Linked DNA regions of Homo sapiens: region 2 is linked to region 1. A link is a loop called in an ENCODE intact Hi-C map of the cell type or tissue named here. Cell type or tissue: PC-3. All regions are shown on one strand. Links, peaks and the distances in the headings refer to the core of each region. The heading gives the core; the rest is flanking DNA. Region 1 holds the start of SIX1 (SIX homeobox 1). Region 2 overlaps MNAT1 (MNAT1 component of CDK activating kinase).

Region 1 (8,589 bases), core at 282-8,281:
GTAGAATCCTCACCGTCGTTCTGGATGGTGAAAGAATTCCAAGAAAGCGGCCCGGGAGCCCCTAACTATCTTGCTACAAGCCAGAAGGGAAACAAGTGGGTCCCAGCTAGGGGTGTTTGCATCAAGGCCTGTCAACCCAGCCGAGAAACCCTAGCAACAGCTAATGCTGTCCCACTGAATGCTTTTTCATCGACTAAAGCGCACGCGGCCGTTACCTGCACAGAGGAGGCACTGGAGAGCCGAAACCTGGCATCGGGCGCTCCTTGCCAGCGGTGTTCCCTCCCGAGCCGCGCTGCAGCGAGGGCAGCAGCCGGCTGGCTAGAGTTGCTCATTTCCTTTAAATCTCCAACGCATCTCTGCTTTTCGTGCGATTTGCATTGACAGCAAAGGTTTTATGTTACGAGAACAACTCAAACCTTTCTGTGTGCGATTTAAAATGGATCATTTAGTTTAGGTGGTTTGTAAATTCATGTCATTTTACCTCTTTCAGCGGTTTTCAGTGAAAGGTTCCATTTTGGGAAACCTTATATATCCGAGCCAATAATTAACATTTATAACAATTGGTTCCCCTAACCGAGGGATCGAAATAGCAGGTAGACTCCTTGGTATAAAGCGCATAGCACTTTCCCTTTCCAGTTACGCGATCTATTGGATTAAGCGGGAGGAAAAATGTTGGCCGGCCCAGTCACGGCCTCCGAGGAAGAGCACCTCTTTTCTGCCCGGGTTCCCGCAATCACACCTTCTACACGTCGTCTTCCCAGATGACGGCAATGTAGTACGTCCTGGTTCCTTTTGAAGACAGATAAAAAGAAATGGGCAGGTAGGTCTGGAGGAAGCCGGGAAAAAAAGGTGGTCCTATTTGTGTCTAATTGCCATCTCTGCTGTCATCCTCTGTAAATTTATACCTGCCCTTATTTGTGCAGGCTATGCCTCATTTCCTTATACAAAATTGTTAATTACAAAGCACACCCCATACTCAACATACTGTTTGTCTTTTAAGAGACGTGGTTGTGCTTAAAGACCCTCCCCCCATTGTAATTGTGCGCACTTGCTCCAGACTTTAGGGTATTAACTGATTTTTAGAGCCGGGTTTAAGCCTCCGTTCCGGTCCTCACACAGCTGCCATGTCAATAAGGACTGTTTCAAGCAGAGGCATTCCTTCTGGGAGGGCACTGCAGCTCCTTAAGACTTCATGTGAAACATCATAAGCACTAAAATAAGACAGTGAGGGGAAATTACCAGACATGGCTCTGGGTTTAGCAGTGCCAGGCTTCCAGTTTAGAAAGTCATTGGGCATACTATATGGCAGAGGCTCTTTTGAAAGCATGCACACCTATTAAATGCATTTTTTTAAAAAAAAAGCCTAAGGTAATGAAATATCAGCATCTGCTTCCAAGATCTAATTGCATGGAATAAGCAAGAGTTTCAAGGATGCAGAAAACATTATGTTCAGCAGAGAAGCAGCTTCCTGTCTACTTGGAATCTCCCATGTGGCAGCCCTGAGGTGGGAACCCTTTATGAGTTTAGAATGTATGTTGCAGGGTGCACTGTACTGGGTGCATCATTTTAAAACCATATTAATAATAAAAGAGGAAACCAAGACATGCTTCTCCTTCTCCCACTTGCATCTCAATATGCAAAAGGTTCTGTAGTGCTGGGCTCTTTGGCTAAAGGAATCAAAACATATTTGAAGAAGACAAGCCAGTTTAAGGAGCCTACAGTTTGTTCTTCACCACTCACTAAGAGGGCACATTGAAATCAAAAGCATTTTTGAAGTGTACTTAGAATTCTGTTTTGAACTTATCTAATCAGAGATAAGTATAGTCATAAAGTCACTCTCCTTCCACCATTTGGCTTCCCTTATCTCCACGCATTGTTCTTATCTCCTGCTAGTCTCAGCTACTGACAATAGATTATCTTTGTTTAGAGAGGCTAATTGTTTTCAAAATCCTTTTAATTATTGCTTTGGAACTAGGTGTGCAAATGAGGCTTAAGATAATTACAACTTCACTTGTTTGTGCAGTTTTACTAAGCATTCTCCACACATAAACAAAACAGCAGATGATGGGACTTAAATTGCAGTGCATCTCTCATTCCCTGGCAGCAAAATAGGCCAGCATTGCAACACACACACACACACACATACACACACACACACACACACACACACCTCTTTATTTAATCTTCTTGGAGCCGCTGTCGTTCTCGCTTTGAGGGCAGTGTCCCTCTCAGAGCAGGGTAAGGATTATATTACAACCGGACGGTTATTGGAGCCGGGCACAGTTTTATTTAATTTACACCACATCCAGCGCCTTTCGTACGAGGTTCCCAAAGCATTTTTGCTAATAGCAAGTAAAGCCTCTCGGCATTCCTCAGTAGCAGAGGTGGCACTGCAAAACACAACCGCACAGATGGGGAAATTGAGTCCAGAAGCTTCAGGAACCTGCTGGTTTCAATCGCAGAACATTAAGATACCAAATCACAAATGAACGCTCGGAGTCTCTAGGTGCTCAGCAAGTATGCTCTAAACAGCTCTCTGCCTGGTCTCAAATCATGGAGGTCTTTTGTGAACGAGGGAAACGCTGTCCGACTGGGAGTACTTGTGCCCTTTGGAGGGTGGTGTGCAGCAGTGGGGGGAGGACAGTGGTAGTTGGTGGGGGGAGGGAGGAGGAAATAGGGTTGGACTCCTCGAGCTGAAGCCAACCCGAAGCCACTCTTCCAGAGGCTGCATGCGCGGACCCTGGTCTGCTCTTGAATTATTTATCGCGTTCCATAAGCTATTCATCAATCCATTATTTATTCATTCCAACATTAAAGTAATTAAATATGAGCTCACCGGGAGAGGGCAAGTCTGCAAGGGATGAGGACAAGAGTACGGAGGGAGAGGGGAGGAATTAAGGTTTGGAGTCATTGATTTGTGCGGAGTTGTGCGCGACTCCCCTTAGGTGATACTGGCGACGGGTCCCGCGTTGCAGGGTCCTGACGCGCTCACCCACTCCCTACCTCCCCACACCTCCGCAGCGCAGCTCCCTCAGACCCCAACTGGCTTCCCACCTTTCCTCTTCCTTCTCCTCCCACCACTCCCTACCCGCGCAGCCCCGGCAACACCCCCAACCCCCAGCTCCGCAGCCTCGCCCTCCCCGCTCTGGGCGGTGCGGCCTCTCTGCCCAGCCGGGCGGCGCGCTGGCTGGCCAGCCCCGGATAGGCGCCGCCGGCAGCCAATCAGCGTGCCGGGGACGCTGCGCGCTTTAAGGCCGCTGCGGGGAGAACAGAAACCAAGTTCCCCGGCAACTAGCAGCATCCACCGGGCGGGAGGTCGGAGGCAGCAAGGCCTTAAAGGCTACTGAGTGCGCCGGCCGTTCCGTGTCCAGAACCTCCCCTACTCCTCCGCCTTCTCTTCCTTGGCCGCCCACCGCCAAGTTCCGACTCCGGTTTTCGCCTTTGCAAAGCCTAAGGAGGAGGTTAGGAACAGCCGCGCCCCCCTCCCTGCGGCCGCCGCCCCCTGCCTCTCGGCTCTGCTCCCTGCCGCGTGCGCCTGGGCCGTGCGCCCCGGCAGGCCCCAGCCATGTCGATGCTGCCGTCGTTTGGCTTTACGCAGGAGCAAGTGGCGTGCGTGTGCGAGGTTCTGCAGCAAGGCGGAAACCTGGAGCGCCTGGGCAGGTTCCTGTGGTCACTGCCCGCCTGCGACCACCTGCACAAGAACGAGAGCGTACTCAAGGCCAAGGCGGTGGTCGCCTTCCACCGCGGCAACTTCCGTGAGCTCTACAAGATCCTGGAGAGCCACCAGTTCTCGCCTCACAACCACCCCAAACTGCAGCAACTGTGGCTGAAGGCGCATTACGTGGAGGCCGAGAAGCTGCGCGGCCGACCCCTGGGCGCCGTGGGCAAATATCGGGTGCGCCGAAAATTTCCACTGCCGCGCACCATCTGGGACGGCGAGGAGACCAGCTACTGCTTCAAGGAGAAGTCGAGGGGTGTCCTGCGGGAGTGGTACGCGCACAATCCCTACCCATCGCCGCGTGAGAAGCGGGAGCTGGCCGAGGCCACCGGCCTCACCACCACCCAGGTCAGCAACTGGTTTAAGAACCGGAGGCAAAGAGACCGGGCCGCGGAGGCCAAGGAAAGGTACGCGGCGTGCTTCCCGCGACTCGGGCGACCCTAGGAAGCCGTCCTTTCTCCTCCGCCCCCTCCCGCCCCCGCAGGCACCAGCCACCAAGTCCTCCCCGCCGGCCGGAGCCCGTCCACGGGGCGGCGCGCAGGCCCTCCGCGGCGCTGCAGCGAAAGTTCATGAACTCTGAGGTTCCTTGCTAAGGATGGGGCCTCATTTGCTTTGAGCACCCGCGCGTGGGTTTCTCTGGGATGTGAGTGTCGGGAAATATTGGCGCTAGATTTGGTCTTTATGCCTCCCTGGCTGGCCGCGGCTATGAGTGGTGGGTGGAGAGTGAGTTTCTAAATCAACGGGCAGTGAAATGTTGATTGGTGTCGCAAGGAAAGGGGTTTGGTGGGAGCTGAGGTTCGCGAACCTCTCTCCTCTTGCTCCCCAGAGGGGTGAAGCTGGCCTGAGACATTGGCTCTGCCCCCACTCCCGCCTGGTTCTCCACAGCTCTCTCTTGATAGTCTTTTGGTTTAGAGGTAGCCTGCTTCATTTCTCACTAGCTGGACAAATGGAGGAGACTTTTAAAGATACAACAAAAAGAGAGCTTTGGGGAGAGTTGGCGCTGCATTTACTCCCCGGCGCCCCAAATTAAGAAAGGGTTGATCCTCGCCGTGCTCGCTCGCGCGTGGCCCGGCACTGCAGCCCGTCGGTCTGGCTGACCGCGCCGCATGCCCAGACGAGGAAAGGGTCTCCAGTCGCAGCCCTCTCTCGCACTGGAGCTCACAAGGCAATATTTTAAAAATTGGTCTCTACTTTCCCCCACCTCGGGGCAACACCTTCGGCCACCTGGGCAGGCTCCTTCTGTTCTCTATAGCGTTTCGGACAGAGATTCAGAAGGACGGTGGGGAGGTGGCTGTGGCGGGGAGAGCGCTCCGCGAAGCCAAAGAGTTTGGGGGAAAACCTGAGCGCAGGGGCCGGTTAGGTTTTCCTTTGTTCGCTTCCAAGACTAGGGGCCGAAGATCTTGCTCCCTTTCTTGTCTTGGTGGAAAACCAGAGCCAGGATAAATTCTGCTGAAATGGGCTTGTCGGGAGACAGAGACTGTGAGGATAAGGGGAAAGAAAGGAGACAGACAGGCGCTAGGAGTCGGGAGGACTGACGAGCACTCGGAAGGCGGAAGCGGCGAGGGAAGCGAAATCCTGAAGTTAACCGGTACCGAGTGCCCGGACTGACGCCCCAGCGCGCCGCGCCCGCTGGCAGCCTGTGCGGGGCGGCGAAGTTTCCCCTGCCCAGAAAGGATGGGTTGGGGTGGGTGTTGGTAGGAAGTTTGAGAGGGGGACACGAGGGGCTGAAGAGTTAGCAAGTAACACAGGAACAGGGATTGTATGGTTGCAGTTAGCCTTTAGTTACAAAACGGCCGTCCTATAAGCCAGGCCCGAGGGCCGACTCCAGATGAAATCAGAGACTGGCTGCGCTCCCTGTGTTTACTCAGGTCACTGGGCCGCGCTGGGCACCACTTCCCATGACCTGTTCTGTGTCTGCAAAACCACCAACTCTGGGCTGGGGCAGGAAAACGGGATGTTTAATTGTCTCCTCATATGCGAACAAGGCAATGGACTTGATTCACCCCAAACATTTGTGCATTGGACTCTGTCCTCTATCATTTCTTTATCACCAATATCTATTTATTGAAAGATTTTCAGTTACATTTAAATATGTTGCTAGTTTATATGTATTTAAATGTAACTGCTTGAACAAAATTTAAAACATATATTTTGTATGTTTCAAATAAATCCTGCTAATCTATCACTTTCTGAAATCTGGAAGAGAAAAGGACCTGGCTCCTAACAGGAGGCTCTGTCCGTAGCTCTCCATTTCTCCAGGTTCCTCTGACTCCTCACCTCCCCCATTACCCTTGGGGATGGGTGGAAGGGTAGAGCTCCTCCATTTGGGTTGGTGACAGATTGCACAATGGCCCTTTCCTCCTTCCAGCTCCCCTCCCTCCATCTCACACTTTTTTTTTAACCTACTTTTTTTTTTTTTTTTTTTTTTTAACCATATGGTGTTGTCCTCTATTTCTTAGGGAGAACACCGAAAACAATAACTCCTCCTCCAACAAGCAGAACCAACTCTCTCCTCTGGAAGGGGGCAAGCCGCTCATGTCCAGCTCAGAAGAGGAATTCTCACCTCCCCAAAGTCCAGACCAGAACTCGGTCCTTCTGCTGCAGGGCAATATGGGCCACGCCAGGAGCTCAAACTATTCTCTCCCGGGCTTAACAGCCTCGCAGCCCAGTCACGGCCTGCAGACCCACCAGCATCAGCTCCAAGACTCTCTGCTCGGCCCCCTCACCTCCAGTCTGGTGGACTTGGGGTCCTAAGTGGGGAGGGACTGGGGCCTCGAAGGGATTCCTGGAGCAGCAACCACTGCAGCGACTAGGGACACTTGTAAATAGAAATCAGGAACATTTTTGCAGCTTGTTTCTGGAGTTGTTTGCGCATAAAGGAATGGTGGACTTTCACAAATATCTTTTTAAAAATCAAAACCAACAGCGATCTCAAGCTTAATCTCCTCTTCTCTCCAACTCTTTCCACTTTTGCATTTTCCTTCCCAATGCAGAGATCAGGGAAAAAAAAAAAAAAAAACCCAAACAAACAAAAGCACCCAGGCACCCAGTCTGAGTTCTGGGCAACTGATACGCCTGTTTCAGCAGCCTTTCTTTTTTTTCAATGAATGGGAATTGCAAATCAACTGGATTTTCATTATTTCCTTTTAATTTATATATGGAGAAATGTGAAGAGGGAAAGGAAATGGAAAGAGAAAGAGAAAGGGAGATAAAAATAGTGAAAATAAGAGCCTCCAGGCTCAGAAGAACTGATTACATTCTTAAGGTGAACAGGAAAAATACAATCTATAACTTTCTTTGATGAGGAAAAATTAAGTTTACATTTTTCATATTTAGTGTTAAACAATTTAATGTAGATTAAAATAAAAGACCAGTATTAGGAGGAAAAAACAAGTGCCTAAATGTCTTAATGCTCTCTATGTGAGACAGAAATAGACGTGACCATTAGTAATGCAACTATTTTTGTCAAATTTAGTGGGATTTTTTGGTTGTTGTTTGTTTTCTTGGGTTTTTTTTTTTTAAATGACAAACTCTAAAAATGTACCAATGTGAAAAAACACTTTCCTGAATGCCATTACTCATGCCCTCAAAGCTTTCATATCTGTAGCCTACTCCTGTAAAGGGTTTCTCCTGTTTCTAGTTTCTAGTTTGCAAAGGTATGCCAACGAATCTGGCAACCTGGTATTTGTTACTAAAACAGCATGTGTTTTCAGGTTTCTTTTCTATTGTACCTAAAGCAGTCTAAATTAAAACTTAGTAGAACACCAGGAGTATGATTCTGTTTCTGAAAGGTGAGTGGTGTATTGCTGTCATTGGGCCCTATTTTTTTTTTTAAATATATTTTTCTTTCTTACTTAATGGTGGCTGTGAATTGCAGGGTACTTTGAAGGCCATCATCTGAACCAAGAGTAGTAACTAGATTAATTATATGACAGAAAGAGTGAATTTAGCCTTGGGGTATTTATTAACTTCTATTATTTAGATATGCAATTTTGTTTACCACTATCTCTTCACAGCATTCATATGTTAACTAAGCTCTTTTGTGTTAACAAGTTTATGACAAGACTGTGAAAGTAAAAATAATTTATCTGCTTGAAGACAAAAAAGGGAAGGAGAACAAGGATAGAAACATTGTGAATTAATTTGTACAAATAGAAAGCAGACCAGCAGGACAGGAGCTCTTTTGCAGTGCTGCCGGATGGTGTCTAGAAAAATCCCAGTAATCATGTAGGCTCCATATTATTTTTGCCTGGGGCAAAATGATGTATCTTCTGTATTTAGCTTTTAAAATTAGTGAAACAAATGGCATTATTTATTAAAATTCTACTCAGGATAACAGGATTGGCTTGCTTGTGCTTTGTAAAATATTGTTCCCCAGGGAGAATCTATTTATTTTCTGACATGACAGTTTCATAATTTTGATTTTTTCCCATCTATAATTGTCACCATTAATATATTATTTCTTTCTTACTCTTTCCTATTTCTGTTCTGGTCTAGAAAACTGAGGTGTGCTTGGGGAAATCAAGGCCTTATTTTTTAAAACTGTCAAATAGCTTTGAGTTCCAGGGAGAAATGGTCACTGTACTTAACTGTACACACTTTTACTTATAAAGTCGTTTTTCCCCCTCAGTGATGGACAGATGTGCACACAGCCACTCAGAGACCATCATTTGGTTTGGGAGCTCAGGGTCCCAATCTCCCTTGTTAGTGTTTTGGATCATTAAGTCGGTGTTTATTTAAGTCACTAGGGTGTTTATTCTCCCTGTCTTGGGCCACGGAGAAATGCCACCCTCTGCAGGAGGGGCTCTCACAGGGAATCTCCTCACATTCTTCACATTCACTCCCCAAAACAAACACCCTGCACAAAGATA
Region 2 (8,589 bases), core at 89-8,088, 320 kb before region 1:
TGGATACAGTTTGAAAGAAAAAAAAAAGTGTGGCAATTTGTTTTAGCTTGTTCTGTAAGTACCTACATAATATCCACGATTTTGCTTGTTACCCTGCAAAGCCTAAAATATTTACTATCTGGCCCTACAGAAAATGTTTAAGAACCCTAATCTAGATCATTAATTACAAATTCAAATGCCTTCAGAAGTCTGGCAGGTCATGTAAACAAATGAAGGCAATAAATGATAAGCAGTATAGGGATGTAATGAACTGGAACACTCATTCTTACTTAATTCAAATTGTTTTGAAACAGCCCAAGTATTGTACACTGATGTCCTAGGTTATAAAGTATGTGTACAAATGATGTTCTTATTTATACATGTAAAGTGGTAAGACTCTTGTCTCCATTTAGTTACTCTGGACAAAATATGCAATATGTAATTGTAAAGAAAACAGAACTAGATGTATCTATTAACGTTTTAACTTCCCCCTTTCAGAGTGGATAAGTGATTATTCATTATTTAAATCTAGGTCCACCCTAAACTTTCAGATGTGATACCTAGTAAATGAATTCCTGATGAATCTACTAGAAAATGACAGCTAGAAAGCTGGAAAGCTCATTAGATACAATTTTTAATTTTGTTAACTTTTTGACAGGTTTTCTACCACCTTAATTGGATTTTAAAATAATTATCTGACAACCTGTTGAGAGCCTAAAGACAACTTCTAAGAGAAGCATAGTTGAAATATTCATTGAATCAAATTAAGGAATACTAAGTAATCATGTATACTAACTATGATGTAAATGTATTCTGTACCATTAATATCTGCTTAAGAGGGAGTATAGTTATTAGTAAAATCATTTTCTACATCATGAATTTCTCAGAACTTCTCTTAGGACATCAACAAGATCATTTAGTTGATGTCATTTATATCTCATAAAAGATCTAGATACTTGATCTGTAGAACCTCCTGGAAGTCTTATGAAGTTCGACTACCAGGACTAGTTTTAGCACAGCAGTTGTTTGACAGTCATCTCTAGAGCATGGCTTCTGGAGTCTGGCTGCCTGAGTTCAAATCCCAGCTCTGCTATTTTTAAGTTATATGACTGTTGGCAACTTACCTAACCACTGTCTCAGCTTCCTCATCTGTTAAAATGGGGAAAATACTAGTAGAACTGTTTTGAGGATTACGTAATACACAAAGCATGAAGCAGTGCCTGGGACACAGGTAATACAGTAGTTGTTAATTATTACTTCTGTACTCATAAAATACTTGAAGACTTAACTCATGTAGATGAAAGATATGTACAGCCTTTGTCTCTAAGAGTAAATCACTTGGATGGTAGGGGATAAGCACATCAATTTAGAATATTTCTGTTGTTTGGTAAATTCAGTGAATTCACTAAACCTCAGTGAATTGTCACTAAGTTATTTTTCACCATTCCCTTTGATCAAATAAGGTCAGTTAACTTCTAAATTTGGCCTATTGAACAAAGTACAGCAATAGCAACTACAAAATATTTACAAATGTATAAAGGTTTTGGAATTTATTTGCCAAACCAGGTGCATGCAATTTCCACAATAAGGCAGGCTCAAAACAAGCCTTAAAAGCCTTTGATATGTTTTATTAATTAGTTCATTCTTTTTAAAATACATTTATAAAAGGTATGAGAACAAGCAGTAGTGTTTCTTTTCAAAAGACTGGATTCCTTATTTTTGCAATTGGCTGCTGCAAAGCCTTAACTCTACATTCAATGTTCTAACTATTCTTTGAACAGATTTATAGACTGTACTTAAAAACACTAATCCTCAGTTCGGGAATACCTAATAGATACAGGAATAGGATATGCAGTCTGGTAGAATGTAGATGGAACTGGACTTTGAAAAAAAAAACCTGCATTCTAATTCTGGCTTTTTACTAACTTGTGAATATGATCTTTGTCTACTCAATTATTTGATGCCTTGGTTTTCTCATTTAACAAAGATAGAAGTACAATAAAGATGAAGATGTATTGCTAAAATTAATTAATAACTGCTTAGTAAAATAAGATGGAGTTGTTACAGATGGATAGTCCATCCTAATGTAACCACAAGTCTTGTTTCACCTAAGTTTCTACCCATAAAACTAACATCTGTTGTAATAGAGATTTGATAGGAAATCCCTTAATTTCCTTAAGAAACTATATCCCATATCCAATGCTCTATGTAACAGACTCATACAAGGTTGAGATGCTGCAATATCATCCTATTCATATCTAAACTCTTTAAGCAAAACCCTGGTAATAAAAGCCTTTGAAGTTTCAACAAAAAAACTGTATCAGTATACAATTTATACATAGGGAACTGTACTTAAAATGTACCTTCTCCAGTCTCCAAAGGATTCATCATAAAATGAGCTTACATTGGAGGTGAAAGGTATCATTTAAGTATTAAATTTTATTAACTTCTTTGAATGTGTCACTAAAGCAGGTTAATGCTGGGTTTTGTTTTATCCTGAGTGTGGCTCACAGCTGGGAACTATAACACCTTGATCAAGGTTTGCCTCATTTTCCACTGCTTAAAACAGGCATTGAGTCCTTAGTATTGAGGGAATGACATTATCATGGGTCAGGTTTTTCTTGCCATAACTTGGTCAAAGGAAATATATCCACTTGTCTGGACTAGTATTAACAAGACATTAGGAAAAAGGGGAACATTTTATGAGAAGAAATAATAGACTTGGATATTAACAGTAAATGTTGTAATCAAAATGGTATTTAAAATGTGTTCAAGTAAAACACTGTAATAAGAGAAAAACCACAGAACTTAATATAAATTATAGCTTTATTTTTTAAAAAGATTTTATAAGTCTGTCACAACCTCAAACACATATAGGTGAATTATTTATTCCTCTCTTCCATCAGATGAGGCTTATCGTGTCAAATCCTCTGAAAAATATAAGTAAAAATTATTTTTCACAAATATATATCCCCTATATTACTCAACTTAGTTCTGAAATTTTCTCCTTATAAATACTTTAACACAGCTGCTAGTGGAAGGACTGTGTTGTGCAGCTGCACATAGCTATAATTTTATAAGTCTGCTTTACTTTTGCTAGCTCCCTGGTTCAGCTCCAAGGTCCAAATCTTATAAATGGTTAACTGGGCTGCCAGAAAAGCCCACTGAATGCATCCTGTAGTGCTCTGTGACAAGCAAGAGAAGAAGTATAGCCTCCAGCAAGGTCCTGTGGTGAGGCAGCTCTGACATGGTTTAAATACCTAAAACAAAACAAGAAGTGTAGCATTGATATACAAAGCAAATATAAATAGGTAACATTTTAAAAAGCAATAGTAAAACTGATTCAAGTTTTAAAGAGGAATTCCGAGATTGAAATATTCAGACTTTTATTATAAATAGATTATTATCTTTCAAAAGGAAACATACCAACTGTACATGGAGTGCCTAAACTAGTATTAAATTACATAGCAAATTACCACGGGGTCTAAAAACAGTTCTGAAAGAGGTTTCAAAAATAATTCTAAAATATTCACTGCTTCACGATTTTCAGAGCTGATTTGTTTTGTTGGCTGTTTTTTGGACACCTAACTAATGCTCTCCTTCCTGGCATATGCTTAAGAAATACACAGTATCACAATACTATTATAGTACTGATATTTCTACATAAATTTGTTTTAAAGCAAACCCTCAATAGCTAAACAAATGGAAGAGGGGAGAAAACGTATGAGTTACTTCAAAAGTACTTTAATATTCCAAGAATATATTGTCTCATTCCTTGCAGGAAAGGAAACATTAGAAAATTACATGTTGAAGAAATCTCTGAGACTGAGCCTGAGTTCAAAATAATGTCTGAAAAAGTAAATACAGAAAAGTCTCATTGATCTCAACAATATAACAGTACAATTTTTTTCTGCAACCACACAGTTTTTTTAAAGCAATTAAACATTTATATCTTGACAAAAATAGACAAAACAGGCCTAAAAAACATTGGACAATCTAGCCAAAGAAGGGCAACTTAGCATGACTACTAACACTTCTGGAAACAAATAATTCCAGCTTTCTTTTAATGCTTAGTTTAAGAAACTAACTTGTTTCTTCAGGAAGTAAAGGAGCTTCACCCACCTTAGAATTACTGGTATGGCAAATGAATAAATCAGGTACCAGAACATTTTAATAACTTGGAACCTTTTTCACTCATTCATTCAAACTTCCTGTGTGTCAAAATCTTAATGCATGAGCAACTTATAACTTCTAACATAACAAGTCTGTTTTTCATCTGTATCCATGTTTAATAAACCTGTGTAGCTAAAACATATAGAGCAATATAAGAGTCCAGTAGAAAAAATGGGTCAAGGTAGGATGCAGCTAAGTTCCTGGAATTAGCTATAATTTATTCACATTGCCACAAATCAAGGTTTTAACTCAATTATTTGCTTCTCTGCCAAGGGCGAAAGGGGAAAGCGGAAGGAAGAAGAGAATATTTATTGAACAAAAACAAAAACATTTTTGATAGTATTTTATAGCCATAAAACATATCTCAGATATGTTTTATGTAGAATACTAATGTACTATATGTTACTATATATAATTATATACATAAGATACTAATATAGTCAGTGTAATATAAAAATATAAATAGAAAAAGGATGAAATAAAAATATTTAAATAAAAGTTCTGGCTGGGTACAGTGGCTCACACCTGTAACCCAGCACTTTGGAAGGCCAAGGTGGGCGGATCATCTGAAGTCAGAAGTTCAAGACCAGCCTGGCCAATATGGCAAAACCCCATCTCTACTAAAAATACAAAAACTTGGCTGGGCGTGGTGGCACATGCCTGTAATCCCAGCTACCCAGGAGGATGAGGCAGGAGAATCACTTGAACCCAGGAGGTGGAGGTTGCAGTGAGCCGAGATTTCGCCACTGCACTCCAGCCTGGGTGACACAGCGAGACTCCATCTCTAAATAAATTAATGAATGAATGTTTTAATATTTTCTCCATATACTGTATCTTACATATCCTCATGGGACACATCCCACTTTAGAGACTACTATTATTAATTAGTCATTGTTGTCTGGGTGTGGTGGCGCACACCTGTGAGCCCAGCACTCTGGGAAGCCGAGGCAGGTGGATCACCTGAGGACAGGAGTTTCAGACCAGCCTGGCCAACATGGTGAAACCCCGTCTCTACTAAAAATAGAAAAAGTAGCCAGGCACAGTGGCAGGTGCCTGTAATCCAGCTACTTGGGAGGCAAGAGAATCACTTCAGTCCATGAGGCAGAGGTTGCAGTGAGCGGAGATCGCACCACTGCACTCCAGCCTGGGCAACAGAGTGAGACCCTGTTTAAAAAAAAAAAAGAAAAATAGTCGTTGTTAAACTCTTGATAGAACCTTAGGTCGCATAGGATTGAAATAGGGATTCACCACACCTACCCCATGGCCATAAAGTTATCTGCTTATTACTTTCCAAGACACAATAAAGTATCAACTGTTAAGATTCTGATGCATGAGAAATGAAGTAAATGTTAAGTTACCTCAGAAAGGTCTAAAAATTAACCTGGCTTCACAGGGAATTCAATAACTATCATACAAATAATAAGTGAGTAATATTTTTATAGGTAACTTGGAAATGAAATGTTCCATTCCTGATACAAGTTTCCAGCTAATTTTTATCCGCACACCAGATGATAATGTATCACCCTTTCCTTTCCTCAGATCCTCAAAAGAAAAGCATAGTCTTAGCTTCAATAGATGTTCACTTATGGTAAAATTCAAGCACCACAGTAGAATGTTTGTCAACCTTGAAAAGCCAAACATCATAAATGAGAATTGGTTTTCATAGCTGTAATACAAACCACTGTGCAACTAACTGTTTTGATTCATCACATTTTGGTACAGCTTGCTTCTGGGAAAGTTGAGTCATACCATATCTGGCTTGGCAATTTGAGCATAAACTTGCAGTGTGCATACAGCTTTTTATATGTTATCCTGAGAAACCTGAAACAGCTGCACTGCTGGCAGGAAAACAGAGGACCACCAGTAAAATATTCAAAACAGTTGCATCTTTTAATTTATGGCCATGTTTCCATAAAGAGTATATAAAACAGTTCAGCTTTATAGGTAAAATGTTATAAACAGTCATACTCCTTGATGCCATAAATGTGTAAAAAAAGTTTTATCTAAATGATTAGTGCTTGAAAATAGTATTTCTTGAACATAGTCATAATCCAGAGTAATGAGCAAATTTTTAAATTTGACTTATTAATGCTAAGTTGTACAATTCTCACTGCCAAAACCAAGTCAATTAAAATTTCTTTGCATAGCACTGAAGAAAATGCCCTTCCCTTCTAGCAATCATTTACATTAAACATGTCTGTGAGTATGAGTCGTTGAGAGTCCTGCTTATTTACTTTGCTGTTTTTGATCTCTAGGGCTGCACAAAACTGTTACTGTGAAGTATTTCAAACTATTTTCACCACGGCAACCTACATTAATGCCAATAAAAAATAAAACAAAGTTCATTTTTGTTATTCAATTGTGGGCTTTTATTTTTTAAGTATCTTAATGTTCTTAAAACCTTTAATTATTGTAGCATGTCGAAGTATTTTAAAGAATCTGCCACATTGAAACAGCACAATGAAAATTTAGTGTTTTCTGTACTTTTCTACCTTAATCCACATCTGTGTTTTTATTCTTTCATGACCATTACAAGTACATCACTGAACAGGATTCCTGGGGTTTCTGGCAGAAGTCAGTATCATTTCATGTATACCTTTATAAAACAGAATGAGGAAGAAGTCTTAGCCAAATTTACTTCCAAAAGTCAAGCTCAGTTGGGTTTGGGAGCCTGGAGGTAATTGCTCTGACTATTTAGCCAATCCCATGACACTATTCCTGTTTTTCATGGGTTTATTTTAAATATGTGTAAATCGTATAAGCAGAAACCAGGAAAGTAAAAACGAGGTTTGCTTATTTTGGTACCTATACCTTATTTTTACTGAAAGCAGACTAAACTCAAAGACTTAAAAAATCATACCTTTGATTATTTTCTTAATAAGGTCAAAAAAAGTATGTTTTTGAAAGCATGTCTAAGATAATTCTTGTACAAAGGACATCTTATGCCCTAATTTATGCTCTGTCTAAAGCTGCCTTCCTATCCCATCAAAATCCCTTTCAAACAGACCTTGGAGAAGAGGGAGGGAAAAGGAGCAATGGATCCTGAGAAGGGCGTAAGATACGATTAAGCATTAGAAAACCACACTTGAAGGTTTGTTCCTGAACTTTGGTTTCCTACACTGTCATTTTCTTGTGTTATATTTTGCAGCTTTTGCTCCCAAAGAAAGTGGAATAATTTACACTTAGCTTCAGAAAGACTTCAGTTTCTTAGTTCTTTAACATAGGAGTGCTTCTGAGATTACTCTTTTCCTATTTCCCTTCCTTTAAAAGCACTATATTGACCATCTGGCTGAAGTCTTGGACTCAGCTCGTTTTAGTGCTACTTAACAATGCTTTGAGTTCTCAGCTAGGGGCAGAGGGCAGGGCTTGTCACTCAAGACCAAGAGGCAAGCACTCTTCCTGTCCAGTCATAATATGTTTGTGACAATCCTTAAAGCACACTGGCTTGGAATTAATATTGAAATGAAATGTAAAGTTCATATTAGTTTCCTCCACCTCAAATTACCGGGCCCTATGGAGAGTTAAAAACTTGGATTGGTTCAAACTAAGAAAGGTAGTGAACTCTAGAGACTAAGACTTTCTTTTTACAAGGTGGCCCGTTTTTTTAGTCTTCATTTAAAGCCATCATGCATTAAACAGACCATTTCCAAACAGATCTGTGTCCTAGCCCACAAAATTCAAATCTAACTGCCATTAAGAGAGATCAGCCAGCTGATCTCAGCTATCAAGACCCACAGCTCTTGTAGGAAGTTCAGCCAAAGCTATAAAGATTTACATTAACAACCTGAAGCCTACCTCAGTGAGATTTAAAAACAACCAGAGCAACAGTGCGCTCACACAACTATCACTAAAAAGCAAAACCATTCTGAAAACTAGTTAATGGTTAGGTGTCTTAAACTAAGCACAGTACCAGAATAATAGACAAACTGTTTATAGAGTGGTAACCATATATTCTAAGATAAATGAGAAAAGACACTACATGTCAGAAATACTATTCATAATTCTGAGGGCAGCTTGGTTATAAAAATACATGGCCGGCTGGGTGTGGTGGCTCATGCCTGTAATCCCAGCACTTTGGGAGGGCGAGGTGGGCAGATCACGAGGTCAGGAGTTCCAGACCAGCCTGACCAACATGGTGAAAACCCGAATCTACTAAAAATACAAAAATTAGCCGGGCGTGGTGGCACGCACCTGTAATCCCAGCTACTCAGGAGGCTGAGGCAGGAGAATCGCTTGAACCCGGGAGGTGGAGGTCGCAGCGAGCCAAGATCACGCCACTGCACTCCAGCCTGGGCGACAGAGCGAGACTCCATCTTAAAAAAAACAAAAAACAAAAAACATATGGCTTCATGAAGTCCAAACAAAAATGTAACAAACTTCCACAGGCAGTCATATGTTACTCTTACACTTTACCATCTAGCCAGCTAGTGAGAATAC

What was found. Peaks named below come from ENCODE experiments on the same cell type or tissue, not always from the same donor. Only the 100,000 strongest peaks of a DNase experiment are listed, where the experiment ranks them.
Region 2: it touches region 1 in a loop (2.5-fold over the local background); 2 of 110 quality-filtered maps call a loop at or near these places.

The regions. Positions count from the first base shown.
Region 1 is chr14:60,644,166-60,652,754 of GRCh38, reverse strand. It overlaps SIX1 (SIX homeobox 1), which reads left to right and starts at 3,278. Exons shown (of 2, transcript NM_005982.4): 1 at 3,278-4,125; 2 at 6,178-8,589. The coding sequence starts at 3,566. The coding sequence ends at 6,472. It overlaps MIR9718 (microRNA 9718), which reads right to left and starts at 4,107; the gene lies at 4,044-4,107. RefSeq lists enhancers at 1-442, 3,372-3,992, 3,993-4,614, 4,615-5,236, 5,237-5,859 and 1 more and a silencer at 3,122-3,361. In PC-3, for the core only: a CTCF peak has its summit at 4,262; DNase peaks (open chromatin) are centred at 2,444, 3,254, 5,274 and 5,594; H3K4me3 peaks cover 5,182 bases; H3K27ac peaks cover 1,838 bases.
Region 2 is chr14:60,962,879-60,971,467 of GRCh38, reverse strand. MNAT1 (MNAT1 component of CDK activating kinase) reads right to left here. Exons shown (of 8, transcript NM_002431.4): 8 at 1,503-3,239. The coding sequence ends at 3,119. TRMT5 (tRNA methyltransferase 5) reads left to right here. Exons shown (of 5, transcript NM_020810.3): 5 at 1-27. Among named protein-coding and RNA genes, the nearest start is that of TRMT5, 14 kb to the left of the region's middle. In PC-3, for the core only: no CTCF peak of the experiment used is centred there; no DNase peak of the experiment used is centred there; H3K27ac peaks cover 467 bases.